2 separate regions of the Homo sapiens genome follow, and region 2 is linked to region 1. Evidence: read pairs that join two places in POLR2A ChIA-PET (ENCODE). Cell type or tissue: OCI-LY7. All regions are shown on one strand.

Region 1 (4,000 bases):
TAATGATTAGGATACAGTCCCAAATCCTGACTATGAGATACAAAGTCCACAGACCCCTATCTACTTCCATAGCACCATCTTCCCCACCATCTTGCGGGCATCATCCCCTCCAGCTATACTCAGTTATTCCTCAGTGCTCTATCTGGCCCCCAGCCATTGCCCCATGTTGCTTCCCCATGGGGTACCCCGACTCCTTGCCTGCAATGCTCTTCTTACACTATTCCCCTGGCTTTCTTCACTTCTTCCATCAGAATTTCGCTCCATCTCCACCTTTTTGGGAAGTGCTCTCTAATTACTCATCTATGACCACCTTTACCTCCAGACTGCATTGGATGATCTGCCTTTCTTCTCCTACTGCTTTTGCCTTCGATATGCACTATATTTGGTGATTTGCTTGTCTATCTCTTTCAACAGACTATGGACTTATTTGTCTTTTTAGCGGTAACCACACTTATAAGGAGGACATGAAGAGTAAAGGTAGACCTCCTTGAAAAGCTGCTTCTTATATGTGGTATAAGATCAGCACAGATTTAGCCCTACAGTCTTGGTTTCCATGTCTACAGTCTTCCACAGTTGTAACTAATGCTTAACAATGATCCCCAGACAGAATAAATATCTGAAATGCCTTCTGAATTACAAAAAGAAGATTAAATTTATATTAAATATTATTGTGAACTGTTTTCAAGATTGGGTCTGTTTTTAAGTTATCTTTTCAATTTAATGTAATTTTTATGTTTTATTAAAGAAAAAACAGAAACATCTTAAGCTGGATCTTATTATCCTAACTGTTAGTGTGTTGGCATATTTCTGTTAGACCTGGACATACATATATCAGACCCATGCTGTCTGAGTCCAGACAGTACACTACACAGTGGTCATCATACTCCATCTGTAATTTCAAATTATTTTTTACCTGAACAATTTATAATAATAAGGATGATAATAGCTAACATTTATAGGGCCCTTGCGATGAACCTTATTTATGTATCATAGAAGCTCCATAATAGGAGTTGGCAAACTATGACCCAAGGGCCTATTCCAATCTGCATCTGTTTTGCTAAATACGATTTTTACATAGGTGAAAAAAATCAAAAGGGGAACAGTTTTTTTTGCAGCATGTAAAAATAACAAGAAATTCAAATCTCTATATGCATAAAGTTTATTAGGACACAGCCATTCCTATTCACTTGTGCGTTGTCTCTGGCCACTTTCGCACTGTAACAGCAGAGTTGAGTAGTTACAATAGAAACCGTAGGGCCTGCAAATCCAAAAATATCTGCTATTTGGCCTTTTACAGAAATGTTTGCCAACTCCTGCTCTATAAAGATAGATGTTATTATCTCCCCCATTCGACAAATGAAGAAGCAGAAGCTTAGAGAGATTGAGGCTCCAAAGCTACAGAATTAACAAGCAGCAAAAATGGGCTTTTGTTTATTAGTTGAGTATTTTCATTTCCTGAAAATTGGCAATCCATGTGTGATTTGCATTAATAAAACTATTCTGTTCATTCACCAGAACCTTCTGTTTCCCGTCCACAGTAAGAGCAGGTCTTTACAATTACATCTTTCTTATTGGAAGCTCAGACTTTGGCAGACACTGAACAGTGTTTGAACAGATGTGCTTCTCTCATTTCCTTAAAATGGAAACAGAAGCTATGAGGTCAAGTTACTTTCACAGGATCATGTGACATGATGTCTAGGCTTGTTATCTGTGAGGCCAGGAGTTCCACTAGTAGATTAGGGACAAGGTTGGGGGCTGAACATTCTCTCCTTTGCCTCAAACCAAAATTACAGTGATGTCATGTTACCAGAACTTTCTGTATGGATCCCACAGCTCCCCGTGTGAACCCACTGATGGCATCTAACATACCAGTTAGGCCACACTATATGTATTTCTTCATTTATTCAGGATTTATTAGCTTCTATGTGCCAATTACTGTGCCACATATTAGGCATATAAAGGTGAATAACTACAGGTTTCTAATTTAGATAAGTTCATTTTTCAGGGAAACTGAGAGCTGCCTGGTAACTTTTTTCACATTGTCTAGGTCTTGCCAGTAAAAGTGACCAAAATGGAAATGATTGCATTCATTACTTCATTTCAACAGTAATGAATTTATTCTATCATTCAATCTATACTACTGTGAGCTGTTTACGGGCAATTGAAAATGGTGCTGCCAGAACAATTTCTTCATTTTGATACCTGAAGGAGAAGGCTAGAGATTAGAAGATCAGAGTTAGGAGATAAGTTGTATCACCATGTATGTTAAACTAAAGCCCCCAACAAGACCTACCTGAGATATAGCCTCCCCCAAAAAGAGAAAATAGTTTGGGAAAACTGAAATGGCCATGTTTCCAAATGAAACCACAATAACAACTAATATTGTATTGTCATTTTAGGTTATTAAGCCATTTCACATACAATATCTGTGTAAGTTAAACAGACAAGATATTTTTATCCCCATTTATGTTTGTAAATGGGGAAATGATAGATTGTGTTGGCAGAAAACTGGCTCATTATAGGGAGGAAAATGAAGCTGGCCTCCTACCTTATATGCTTTGCATAGGTAAACTCCAGATGGAAGACCAAAATGTGGGAATCTATTAACAAAGCTAAGAGAAGAAAGCACAGGCCCATATCTTTATGTTCTAGGAGTAAGGAAAGATTTCTGAAAGAAGATCCCAAAATGAAAACTCACACCATAGAGCAAAATAATTTTTGGATAAATATAACCACAATAAAATCTAGGGCTTCTGCTCAACAAAGGATACAATAGACATAATTAATAGGCTGGCTGAAGATACATACACGTTTTTTTAAACCCTGTACATTAACAACTTATGCTAGGAAAACAATTTTTAAAATAGTCAAAGAAGACAGCAATTTTCAGAAACAAAGCCCAAATAGCTAAGCAGAATATGAAGAGGTGCTAAAACTCACTTTCAAGCAGAAAAAATATAAATTAAAACAAAATACCATTTTGCACCCATCCAAATGGCAAAACAGAAGAAAAGAGAATAATACCAAATGTTGGCAAGGCATGTGAGAGTAAAACCTGATATCGCCATTTGGCAAAGAAAGTTAATGGTTTTTAGAAAATACAGGGGTGTGTCTGCTTTATCAGAGTAAGAGCTTACAGAATAATGGCTCACAAAGCCCTACATGATCTAGCTACCTGATACCTTTGCAACTTTATCTTCTTTCACTCCTTTTCTTCTTCCTCCCTCTGCTACTTGTCTCTATGCATTTTCTCAAACACACTAGCAGCCTCCTGTCTCAAAGCATTTGCATGTGCTGTTCTCTCTTCCTAGTATACCTTTCCCTCAGCCATCCATGTGGTTCATTTCCTCACCTCCTTTCTTTGTTCATGAAGGCCTACCTTGACCACTTCATTTGAAATTGCACATCACATCTTCTCCTCCACCCACTTCCAAACTCCCTTAACCTGCTCTATTTTTTCTCTTCCCTGAGGCATGTATCACCTTTTATCATAATATATAATTTGCTTGTTTAGTATTTTATTGTCTATTCTCTGTCTTGCCTTACTAAAGTAACAGTTCCATGAGAGCAGAGACCATAGTTTGTTTTTGTTTTTGTTTTTTTTCCAGTATTGCATCCCAAAGACCTAAAATAGTGCCTGGCATATAATAGTCACTCAGTACATATTTTGTGATCATCGAATGAATAATTGTTGCATTTTATCAATTCCTGAGCAAGCAAGTTTCTTTTGCTCACGAACAAGTTAGGTTCACAGGTCCATGCATGTGTTAAGTCCAGGTTGACTAGGGGCTTTCCTCTTATAGACATAAGATGCATTTACAGCAAATAGAAAAATGCTTGTTCAGATTTTCTTAATGTATACCTTTACCTCCATGCTGACACATTCCATTGTGCATCTATTTTTAAAAAACCCAAAAGAACAGTTTCATTTGTGTTGGAAATCTGTTGTAATAGGCCACACTCCTCCTTGATGATCTCCACAGCTTTGTAGAGGTATTCA
Region 2 (4,000 bases), 290 kb after region 1:
ATCAGTACACAACTGTTAAAGCTTTAGATTGCTACTTACTTTTGAATCTAATTTTTGTTTTACGTATGCACCATTTGCTGCTGTTAGGACATCGTTTATCAGAATAAAAGCATATCCTTCCAGATCAAATGCCAAGTCAGAGCTGCAAAACATAAGCAACACTTTAAGAACAACTTAAAGAACATGCATTTAATTTTAAATAGATATAAGCTAAAATATTTACAAGAACATATTCTCATCTAGGGAAGTGAATATTAGGCATTTTATCAGCTACTAGTATTTCTTGATTTCTGGTCATAGTTTGCAATTTCACCTCAATAAGGGATTCCTCAGAAATAAGAGGCACTAACATTTAAACACATAATTAGCAACGGTCATTCATGTCATTTAATAGCACACCGCTCTGCATTCAAAGCCAGATGACAACAAGCACCAAATTACCATTAAGTACATCTGTGAAGCAGGCAGAAGCAGGCAGAGCTCAATTTCATAGACAAGAAAACCAAAAGGATGAGGCCATTAACAAGTCATTTTCTGAAGGTCCACATGAAAGGTAGGACTATCTTGCATAGGTAGTTGGGCCCCTGGGTGAAATTTCTGAAGTGTGGATCATGGTTAGTTCTGAGATCAAGCTAGAACAATGTCTAAGCACATAGCAGGAACTCAAATACTTAAACAATAGCTCAATGAACCTGTGAAGTATAACTTGGGGGTTTAGGGAAACTGAAAATTTCTGGAACTTAGAGTACCAGGCACGAGATAAGAATTTAGTAAATTAAACAGAATAAATGAAAATCTGAGAAAGGTATGCCTTCAGCATACTTCAGCACCCTAGCTAAAATAGTGGCTGCACAGACTCTGATTTTGCAGAGATACTGTATAGGAGCCAAGACTTATCTAATGAGTTCTATGCCACTGCAATTTTAGGCAGGACTAACTTAATGCACACTCCCTACCCCAAGCAGTCTAACAACCTTCTGACTGACTTCAGAGGTCTGAGTTCCCTTCCTTTCAATCTTTTTCCAAGTCAAAGGGTCTAACCAGATAAGGCTGGTCCAGACAGTAATCCTTTTCAGAAGTTTTTGTAGACACAAGAAAGCCCTGAGGAACCCCTGTTGTTTGGTACAATTTTGGGTCCCATCAGCTTCAAGGAAATGTTTCAAAGACTAGCAGGGCACCTCTAAAAAGAAAGGTAGGAGGCTAGCATAGAATTTTTCTCCAAGGGGGGAATATGACATAGAAGGAAAAGCAGTTAGCTATATAGCCAATTTCTAGTAACCAATTACGCCACTCTCTTTTTTTTAGAATGAAATTTTACTTGGAGATTGGACTTGTAAAACAGGACTGGACTGATAATATTTTCTTCCACCTATACTACAGGAATGTGATGAAGGTAAATGAGTCAATTCAAGAAGTACACTGGAACTCCTGGATGGAAAACATATGTCTGGCAGAATGTGTGGCATTAGTAAATACATATATGCATGCCCTGGGCTGATTAAAATGTTGTAGAAGACTTCTAGCATCATTATAATTTTCTAGGTCTGTGGGTATACATTTTCCTCATGTATTTTAAAACTAAAACTTAAGAAAAATGGGAAAAGCTTTAATAACCTAATAGAATATCTAAGTTATGGCATTTGTGACATATCTTATGTGAGGCCAATTAAAGCAATGTTATTGTTCATTATTCGAAAAGGCAAGCAAATGTTTCATAGTCATTTTCCTCACCTCACAGAAGAGGAGACATGCTTTTCTTTAGCAGCATGCAAAATTAAGGAACGCCAGGCCAGGCGCGGTGGCTCACGCCTGTAATCCCAGCACTTTGGGAGGCCAAGGCAGGCGGATCACGAGGTCAGGAGATCGAGACCATCCTGGCTAACATGGTGAAACTCCGTGTCTACTAAGAATACAAAAAATTAGCTGGGTGTGGTGGCAGACACCTGTAGTCCCAGCTACTCGGGAGGCTGAGGCAGGAGAATGGCGTAAACCTGGGAGGCGGAGCTTGCAGTGAGCCGAGAGCCCACTACTGGACTCCAGCCTGGGCGACAGAGCAAGACTCCGTCTCAAAAAAAAAAAAAAGAAATGCCACATGGTTTATAAAAACACACAGGCTCTGAAGAAAGCCACAGATTCAAATTTCAGCTCTGCCATTAGCTCTGTGACCTTAAGTAAGTTATTGAACTTAAGTTTTAGTTTCTTCAACTATAAAATAGGAAAATTATACCCATACCTCTCAGAGGTGTTGTGAAGAATACATAATAAGATGTGTAAAATGCCAAACATATTGTGTGGCACATGCTATGTGCTCAGCACAACGACAGTAACAAATTCTAAATTACATCAATTTAAATTTTAACAATCCCAAGAATCTTATTTTTGTCAACCTTTATCTTAATACAGCCAAAAAGATTTAACCTTTTCAAGAGTCTTCTAGATGCTTTTCAAAGATATAATTCTTATTTAGGCAATAAAAAATTGTTATTGATAAGCAATCATTTATTATCAATAATTATTGACAATTTATAATGTGCTAGTCATAGGCCCACATCTTACCTGGCAGCTACAAAGGCTCCAATAATCATTGCAAATACAGTCATTTTAATACCCCAAGAAAAAGTCTTCCTACAAAACAAAAAATTTTAAAATACACACATGACTTTATTCCCACACTCATTTTACAACAGAAGCAAAAAATGGGATATGCTTTCTCAAAAGCTATAAACAATCGTATTTTAAACATTTCTGAGAAACTGATATTTAAAAGAACCCCTTTGATAAAGCAAAAATTTATTGTTATATAAGTTATTACACCCACTTTTAAAATTTTCACCTATTGTCATTATTAGTGAGTTTGAATTTTTGTGAAGCAGAATTTCTTTAACAGAAAAATGTCACATTCATTTGGAGCTAGACATGAACACTATTTAAAACCTATACCTATGATTCTGATCCAGCTTCTCCCGGTGGCAGTAGTACAGAAATTCTAGAAAGTAAATCTCACGTTCAGATAAGATTTTCAACTCTAATTCATAACCTTCCCAACTACCACTCCCACAAACTATCAATTCCAGCAGCCAAGAGAGAGGGTTGCTTAAACTTCTCAAAAGGTAAGGTAGGAACAAGACAAATAATTTAATATCTCACATATGCTGGGCACCTTTTCAAGGTGATTTAAAGAACAGATATATTAGAAACTTAGCTCACTTGAGTAAAACTCCTTCAGCAAACATTGTAAACAGGATGGAGAACCTTCTCAGAACTGTAAACATTGGCAAGCTGGAAAAAAAAAAGATAATTAGGTAAAATAGAATTTAACAATTTGTTTTAAACTAAGATTTTCCAAATTGGTAGTTAAAATAATGCTATTCTTCCATTATGGAAATTCCATACAAATTAATTTATGGTTAAACCCCTGCTTCTCTCTAGAAGCAATTCCTACTTGAAAGCCTACAACAGTTGCTTTTAAAAAACTACTAGAAGTGAGAAACATTAAATTAACTACAAAACTTTATTCTAATTATGCAAAACCCTAAGCTGTAAATATGTCAGTTTTTAATAGAAAAAGGCTTCCTTCTCATTTTTTCACTAGTCTGACCTCCCTTCCCACCCCCTAGACCACCCAAAAACCATCTATGAAAATCTTACCCCATGAAATGCCTTGACTGTCCTTTTGTGGATGTAATTTTGTCTTCATCTAAATTCCCAGAGCATTTTGCTTGTACTAATCAAACATACAGCCTCTTGCAATATAGTTATTTCTGAATATATCTTATCTCACTCCAAAGTGCCTTATACTTAGCTGGCAATCAAAGATAGGTGTGAATGAATGGTTGGATGAGATGGATGAAAAAAAGCAAACTCTACACAAGCAGCACTTTGCAGAAGGCCTGCATTTCTTTCCTGGTGGGTAATGAAATGGAAAAAAATGTCCCACCCATGATAAATCTGACTTCCTTGGAACCCTCTTCAGAGATATCATCTCGGTCATTCTGTCAGG

What was found. ChIA-PET counts read pairs that join two places held together with the same protein. Peaks named below come from ENCODE experiments on the same cell type or tissue, not always from the same donor. Only the 100,000 strongest peaks of a DNase experiment are listed, where the experiment ranks them.
Region 2: POLR2A ChIA-PET joins it to region 1 with 5 read pairs; 1 of 35 experiments calls an interaction of 5 or more read pairs at or near these places.

What each region holds. Positions count from the first base shown.
Region 1 is chr1:66,756,702-66,760,701 of GRCh38, forward strand. The region is part of intron 2 of DYNLT5 (dynein light chain Tctex-type family member 5); the gene reads left to right. Among named protein-coding and RNA genes, the nearest start is that of DYNLT5, 6.2 kb to the left of the region's middle. In OCI-LY7, no CTCF peak of the experiment used is centred here; a DNase peak (open chromatin) is centred at 1,620; H3K4me3 peaks cover 741 bases; H3K27ac peaks cover 2,098 bases.
Region 2 is chr1:67,047,226-67,051,225 of GRCh38, forward strand. It overlaps SLC35D1 (solute carrier family 35 member D1), which reads right to left. Exons shown (of 12, transcript NM_015139.3): 5 at 3,208-3,279; 6 at 2,557-2,625; 7 at 40-142. Among named protein-coding and RNA genes, the nearest start is that of SLC35D1, 4.9 kb to the right of the region's middle. In OCI-LY7, no CTCF peak of the experiment used is centred here; no DNase peak of the experiment used is centred here; H3K4me3 peaks cover 148 bases.